Linked DNA regions of Homo sapiens: region 2 is linked to region 1. The links are chromatin loops, found by intact Hi-C in ENCODE. Cell type or tissue: Calu3. All regions are shown on one strand.

Region 1 (4,000 bases):
CAGAGGATTTGTCTTCTCTTTTCTTGTCTCCTGATAATATTTAATAGGATTATTTGTAAAATATAAGTGCCCAGTGGCTGCTTATTTAAAAATTTGAGAGCTTCGTATCTCACCCAGGTTGTTTCCTGAGGTTCACAATTTATTTTTAAAATGCCATCAGTAGTGAATATGCCAGAAGTTAGCATTGTAGCCAGTATGTATATGTATAACCATTACCTTGAATAAGGATAATTAGAAACAATTTTATTTTCTCATCCCTTTAAAATTATTCAAGGTGAAATGGGCAGGTGCATAATTATCTTCTGTCTCAGGATGGAAATGTGGGTAAACCACGTGACTACTCTTACCTAGAAAGATCCATAATCACTTTAAGTCACTAAATACAGTGTGCTTCAGTAAGTAGAATGTGTCCAGGCCAAAATATTAATAAATGCTTTAGTTTTTATTGAAAAGGATTTCTTACTCTCGACTAACTTTAGGTTGGTGTTTGCCTGGCCTGGGAAAAGGCCCTGGGATAGGTTTCTGCCTGCTTCTCAGTCACCTCCTCACCTCCTCACCTCCTCCAGCTTTAGCAAGCACACATTACAGATCCACCAATGTTAAGTGTGAGAAGAGAGGACTGGGAAAGGGAATAGGGCAATCTTACTTGGCCATCTGGTTTTCTTTTCTCTAGGTCTTGTAGATGGCTAAAACTCATCTCTTACGTCTTGGGATGCTGTCATTTGCTGTTGCTGACAGTCATTGCTGGGGACTGTGCATGTCAAGGAGAGTCTTGCCTTGGGAGGCTGCATTTCTATTCCAGTGGTTATTTTGGTTCTTTCAGCAGCTGTTAGCAACTTAGCACATACGTCTGGACCTCCGGCACACCATCCCTCTCTGTGATCCTAGTATACAGGAAGCAAGAGCAGCCCACCTTGTCTTCTTCTCCTTCAAGGTCTACATCTGTTCATTGGCAAACACTTTGCCATCTTTAGCTACATCCAGTGCAATCATCTCTATCCTCTTCCACAGGCTGCTTAATTTTCTTGGGCTTAAGCCATGCCCTAAACTTTGTGACTCTCTCAAAAGCAATGAGCACATTTACAGTTTTTTCAATTGTCCTTTTGAGATGCCCAGAGGTAAAGGACACTGTGAGTAAGCTCTACTGTTCCTTCTTGGGGTAGGATGTGGACTTTGTGTGTTAGCTATACTTCAATGACAAAGTTGAAGGCCTTACATCATAACTCCTATTGTTCTCTATTTCACAAAGTGTCTTAAAATTTGTTGTCATTCTTGAATCTCAGCAACCCTGTTAGATAAAAAGACAGGTTATAGCATCCACAGTTGATAGATGGAAAAATTGAGATCTGGAGAGAATAAGTAACTTATGCAAGCACAGGAGGCAGCTAAGTTAAAACAGTGCTTGAGATTAGAGATCAGATTTTCTGATTACATGAAAACAATTACTGGTTATCAATAGGGATCACACAGTCCTGGGAGGAGGTGGTAGATTTGGGGAAATGTCAGAATGGGGAAACGAGAATGTGTAGTTTGGGAAAAAATAAAAGCAAACATTCCCAGTGTTTGATTTGTTTTTCATTGCGTTAGTGGTATTTCAAATAACTGTGTCTGTGAGACTTTTATATTTTTCGAAAGGAGACATAGATAAAAAAATATGAAGGAAAACTACACTCAAAATAGGCCGCTTCACTGGTTGCCATTGTCTTAACTCAGCTGATCTGGTGTGTCAGAGTTAAGACACTTTGATTTTATGTAATGCACTTTACCAAGATGACATTTATATTGAGATAACGAGTGAATTTCTTATTCCAGTTGAGATTTAAGAATTATCAGCATAAATGACCCTTTAAAATTAGAGATAATGAAGACTTTAAACCTTAAAATCCCTGGGAAGTTTTTTATTCAAAAAGCCAAAGAGCTAACCAAACAGAAATAGACCATAAACCTGAACTCTTACTCCTCCTGCTCCCTCCCACCCTAAGGCCCTCTGATTTTTCTGGTTTATTTTAGGCCCATACAGAACAAAACCCTGGCTGTTCCTTAACAAGTGAGAATGACTTGCCCAGACACACAATAAAACATTTGTGACAAGCGAGCATGCACGCCCTTAATCCAGATCTTGCTCAGCACAAGGTACTCTCTGGCTGCCTGATTCAACAAAGAGCCCTCTGTCCCTGCTCCTCGCGGAGGCTGAATGCCAATTGTCTTAAATCTGATTGCTCCTTGAACCCCAGTCCCCTCGTGGATGCATGAGAGTGCCACCCAGAATGCCAGGACCCATTAGGCTGAGCTGACTGAGGAGATAGCTTTAAATCAGATTTCCTTTATCTTCCTTCTCTAAAAATTGTGGTTGTTACCTTTATGCTTGTTTTTCTTCTCTCCAAGCCCTTAAGTGTTCACTCCTCACGGCTCTCCTTACCCAAAGCAGCTGCTTTTTCCACAGGGTCAAGCTGCGTTACCTTCGACAAAGATGTCACTAGTCTGAAGCAGCCTTGATTCTGTTAGATATCCATCCTGGGGGCACACCATTGCATGGTGTACTAAAAAGCAAGTAATCAATAGGAAACAAAATACCTGGCCATAAACAAGTTGAAGAATGCTTTGGAGAGGAGAAAAGGGAAAATAAATCGAGAAGGCATTACTGAGAGGCCTTCGTTAAAAGAGAGGAGAGTAAGATGGCCTTTTGATAAGCCCTTGATATAGCATCCCTCCCAAATCTAAAGTTGTTCACAGCTCATCCTGTACTCTCTTGTTTATTTTAATAAAAACTAGAACAACTTATTTCCAACTGTGGAAGCAATATGCTTATTGTAAAAAATGTAAAACCAAAAAATACGAAAAACTGAAAAACCCCACAATTTGGGAATATATTAAGTTGTCTCTCTCTCTCTCTCACTCTCTCACTGTCTCTCACACACACACACACGGTACAGTTTATTTTGTAAACAAATTATTTTTCTCTAAAAGTATGTTATGAATATGTTAGTAACAAATAATATCTGGCTGGCATTTTATGTGGTTATATCTTTATTTATTGGTTTTGCTGCAAAAGGCTTTATTGTCTCCAACTGGTTCACAGCTTGAGACACAGGGCCTGGAGCTTTTTAAATACCCTGGAGGTACTTAAACAGCTGCCTAGTGGATGGAGGTACCAGAAGCCCTGGTACCAGGCGATGCAGAGAAGCTTCTCAAACGACACGGGCTCCAGAGCCTTCCAGTGCTGCTTCACGGGGAGGTTTTGGAAGACAGACTGGCCCAGTCCAGCCTGTGAAGGGTGGACAGGTGGTCACCGGTCTTCTTGCTGAGTTCTTTTTCCCTCCTCGTCTAGGAAATGGCTCTCTAGGAAGTCACCAAGATAGAGTCTGTGCGGGCAGAACCCAGGGCAAGCAGATACAGAAGGACCAGCTTCTGGTTCTTCTCAACAGTCAGGACGGCTTCCACAGCATCCAGGCTTTTACACCCCTCATCTTGGGGCACTATCTACATATCTTAGAAGAGGGTGCAGCCACCGTGCCAATTATGCAACTTCAAGAGATGCTGGGGCAGTCCCCTGTAGTTTGATATCTTTGAATGTCAAAATTATTTAGCTATTCTAATTAGCATTGCAATGGAAATCTTCATTGCTACATCCCCAATTATTGTGGCAAATAACTAGTAACGGAATTTTTAAGCAATAAACAATGCACCCTTCAAAATGTGTTAATATTTGTTATGATCTAGAAAATTATTCCTTCTTCATACATACCTGTTTTGAAAAACACCCAGCCTCGTATTCTTCATGAAGACTACTTTGAATGAACAAAGCTATTATTACAACCTCTTGGTCCTAACACAACTTCATCAATTTTTAATCTAAACTGTTATTCACTTAGGGTACAAATAAGAATGCTTTTATGTGCTTATGCTAGAATGCATTAGTGTATTCAACTTATATGTTTATCTCTGTTTCCACTTTTTCATGATTAGTTCAATGCTATACTCATAGTGGGGAGTCAGTAAC
Region 2 (4,000 bases), 100 kb after region 1:
TAGTCACTAAAAGCCACTGGTTGCCTTTTTTTCTGTAGTGCTCTCAAAAGGTGATACTAATGTTTAACTGAGATGATAAAAGTAAATCAGGTTCTACTGGATTGCATTCCATAGAGGGATTTGAGTTTTTATTTCCCTTTTCCTTATAATTGAAAAAAATAAATAAATTTTATTGTTCTCCAGACTATAATAGTGGACCCATTCGTTTGGCTTAGTTATTTTCATTCTGAAGCAAGCACTGAACTAGATACCTACACATCTAAATTATTAGCCTGTCTCTGTGTATTAGCTTGTGAATTCATTTTTCACCCTTTAGGTGTACTCAAGATCTAGCATATATACAACATGTATCTGGCAGATAACTGAAGCTCAGCCAATGTTTATGGAATGGAATAATTAATGCTTAATGTGACTTTGGTCAAAGTTTTCTCATCTCTCAAATTGAATAGAGTGATACTCAACTTCCCTTCCCATTAAAATTTTATGATTCTAATTAAGCCCTTTCCCAAATTGCTATAGATGTAAATTTCAGAGCAGAGCAAACTAGGTTACTTTTTTATTGTCTAAGGCATATATTTACCTTTCAACAGTGGTTATTCATTTTTTGAGAAAAAAGGTCATGTACATGACAGAATATTATATACATTCTTAACAATAAAGGCATTTCCCTGCAAACTATTTTGCCATAAACCTTGGGTTGGAAAAGGGTTGAATATCAAGTAGTATCAGCGACCTTATATTTATCCTGCCCTCTTGATTGAATTTCTTATTTTTAAAACATGATAGCTTGTATTGGACCAACACTCACAGATATTTTCAAGGGTTCTCCAAAGAACACATATTTAAGTCTGAACATCAGGCAATGTTTGACTGGAAAGTGTATTGGTGTTTTTTGTCTAGGTATGTTAAAAGATATAAATGTAAATATTCAAAATTCAGCAAAGCCCAAACAGGATAAATGCAAAGGAAACCACACCAAAATAGAGAGAAAGTCCTAAAGAAATAAGGAGAAAAGCAAATCATTACAAAGGCGGAAGATCAAATGATCTCTGATTTCGCATGAAAAGAGTGGAGTCCTGAAGCTAGTGAAACACTGTCTTTAAGGTGAGAATATCTCTCCAGAATGAAGGCAAAACAAAAGACACTTTCATTAGAAAGCTACAAGAATTTCTTACCAGGAGATCGGTACTGCATGAAATTCGCATGGATAATTTTCATACTGAATGAAGAGCTTCTGATACACACATGCACACACACACACCCACACACACATACATATACACATGTATATATACATATGTGTGTGTATATGTATAGAGAGAGCAAACCAACAAAAAACAATAAAGCAATAGTTGAAAAACCTGTATAATTGGATATAAAATTAAAATGTTTTTTCCCCCATTATTCCTTTCAACTGTGCTTGAGGAAATCTACCCTACTGCCTCTAACACATCTCACCCAAGTACCATAGCTTTTCTGTCTCTTTCTGTAGTTAAAAAAGGAGCTGTTTCTCTCTGCTTGACTTCCTCTTATCTAAATAATGCTCACTCTTCCCACTTTCGCTAGCCAAGTTTCAGCTGAAAATCAGCAGTAGGGAGAGGTGTGGCCTCTTCTATAACTCCCCTTCTTTCTCTTTTCTGTGTTCCTTACTCTTTATGTTGTAGGAAAAAGATAAACAAAAACATCAGATTATCTTTTTATTAACAAGTGCTGCCATGGTCTTCTTTAAGCGGTCAAAACACAGGTATGCAGCCTCTGGGCACACTGGAGGGCCTATGTCATAGGAATTCAGACTCTGGTTATGTTCTGAGACCTGTGTCACAGATATTCAGAGCCTGACCATCTCCTGGGGCCTGTGAGCAGTCTTAGGCCACCTTGTGGACTGCTTTAGTTATGGGCCAGTAGGAAAATTTTCCATGCTTGACATTCAGCAGTATACCCTCAGCCAACTTTTCTGGCCAGATATTGTAGAGTCACATATTTCTAGGATTCCCTCTTTGTCCAGGTTTTATTAAGTAAACATAGAAGGAATTCCCATATTTCTGGGACTCCCTCTTTGTCCAGGTGTGTTAAGTAAACATAGAAAAAAGTAGCCAGTCTTGACTAGGCTGCTCAAGGCTGGCTTCTTTCTTCTATGTTTACTTAACACACATGAAATCTCTCAGCCTCACTACCCAAAACTAGTAGGTGTGGCTTCTTTTCTCTGCTGGGACATCACCCGCATCCCATCCTCCACTAAAAAGAGCAGAAGGCATTTCAGAATTCTCTTCCTAAGTAAATGGTCAATCAGTAATGAGATGCTGGTCTTTCTTTTAACCCTTCTTATTTGACTGTAAAGAGAAGGCAAAAACAGATCCTCATACTACTGAACAAGAAAGGAGAGAAAAGCCATGAAACTCTTTCTCTAAGCCAATAAGCCACCATTCCCATATATACCCTCAAATCTTCATCTTTTTTGTACATTTTGTTAGATTAATGGGGGAAATACTTGGGAAAATGGAATAATTTTGACTGCCTGTGTTTAAATCCAAGGCCACTATCTGTGTCTTTCAGTGTTGACTCTCTTTAGAATGTGGGAGTAATCATCACCTCTTTGTGTTAATATTTGAATCTTATTCACTAATTCAGAAATCAAGAGAAAAGCAAATCGTTACAAGAAAAGATCTATTCAGCATTCCGTCACAATTGCACAGATTAAAATCTCCTAGGTATAAGGTCCACCAATTCTTCTTAAAAAAAAAAAAAAAAAAGTGCTGAGTGTAGTGGCTCATGCCTATAATCCCATCACTTTGGGAGACTGAAGTGGGTGGATCACTTGAGGCCAGGAGTTTGAAACCAACCTGTCCAACATGGCAAAACCCCATCTCTACTAAAAATAAAAAAATTACCCGGGAGTGGAGGCACACACCTGTAATCTCAGCTACTCAGAAGGCTGAGGCAGGAAAATCGCTTAAACCCGGGAGGCAGAAGGTTGCACTGAGCCAAGATTGCACCATTGCACTCCACCCTGGCTGACAGAGCCAGACTCCATCTCAAAAAAATAATTAAATAAAATAAACATCTCTCTCTCTTTTATTGTTTGGAAGGTGGAGCAAGATGAGAGAACTTGTTTAAAAATCTCGAGAATTTTGAATTTCTATTGCATTCTCTTACTGCGACTAGAAATTTAAAAATACAAGCATTTTGTGAGGTTTGATCTGAATGACCCCCAAAGCAGCTCCATCCTTTAAGGTTTTGTAGCCTCTATGCTCTTAATGAACACATTCATTAGCTGTAGCTGTGTCCATAATGAGAATCATACTTTTAGGATTAATTGCAAGTTCTACAAATTTTGGGCTAATGGTTTAATCAATGACCCACCATGTATTCTGTATTCAAATTTATGGCTTCACTGTCACCTATTTTAATGTCTTCTAAATCTGCATCCAGTTGGTTCTCTCCTGAGATCCATGAAAAAATATGGAATGCTCATATGTATTTTGACTTAATCATAAGTAGACCTATCCTCTTCTTTCCAAAATGTTGTATTCCTATGTTTATTCATTCAATGAATATATTTTGAGCATTACTCTCATGGATCAGTCAGTCTCTTGGAGGAAGATGGCTAACAACCAAATATTACATGAGATGATAAGTTCTGTGGGAAGAGCAAAGCAGGAAATAGAGGATGAAGGGAGTGCTTTCTTACAAAAGTTGGTCAACGAAGTTTTCTATTGTACAGTCATATCTGGGTTGAGACATCAAGAAACTATAGCTGTAAATCACACAGATACCTGAAGGAAGAACACTCCAGAGACAGGAGCTGGCTTGAAGTGTTCAGAAAAAGGCATGGAGGCAAGTGTGCCTGGAGCACAGTCAGCTCAGAGATGTGCATAAGTCAAATCACATATGGTCCTATCAGTTGTTACAAGGACAGTGTTTTTACTCAGGGTAAGATGTGAAGAGCTGGGGCTACCAGCTGGACCTGAGGACAGTACTGACTGCCACTATCTTATCTTGG

Evidence for each region. Hi-C counts contacts between places; a loop is a spot of excess contacts. Peaks named below come from ENCODE experiments on the same cell type or tissue, not always from the same donor. Only the 100,000 strongest peaks of a DNase experiment are listed, where the experiment ranks them.
Region 2: it touches region 1 in a loop (4-fold over the local background); 6 of 110 quality-filtered maps call a loop at or near these places.

What each region holds. Positions count from the first base shown.
Region 1 is chr6:23,649,036-23,653,035 of GRCh38, reverse strand. No RefSeq gene overlaps it. Among named protein-coding and RNA genes, the nearest start is that of NRSN1, 480 kb to the left of the region's middle. In Calu3, no CTCF peak of the experiment used is centred here; a DNase peak (open chromatin) is centred at 2,165.
Region 2 is chr6:23,545,929-23,549,928 of GRCh38, reverse strand. The region is part of intron 3 of LOC105374976 (a long non-coding RNA gene); the gene reads left to right. Among named protein-coding and RNA genes, the nearest start is that of NRSN1, 580 kb to the left of the region's middle. In Calu3, no CTCF peak of the experiment used is centred here; a DNase peak (open chromatin) is centred at 1,838.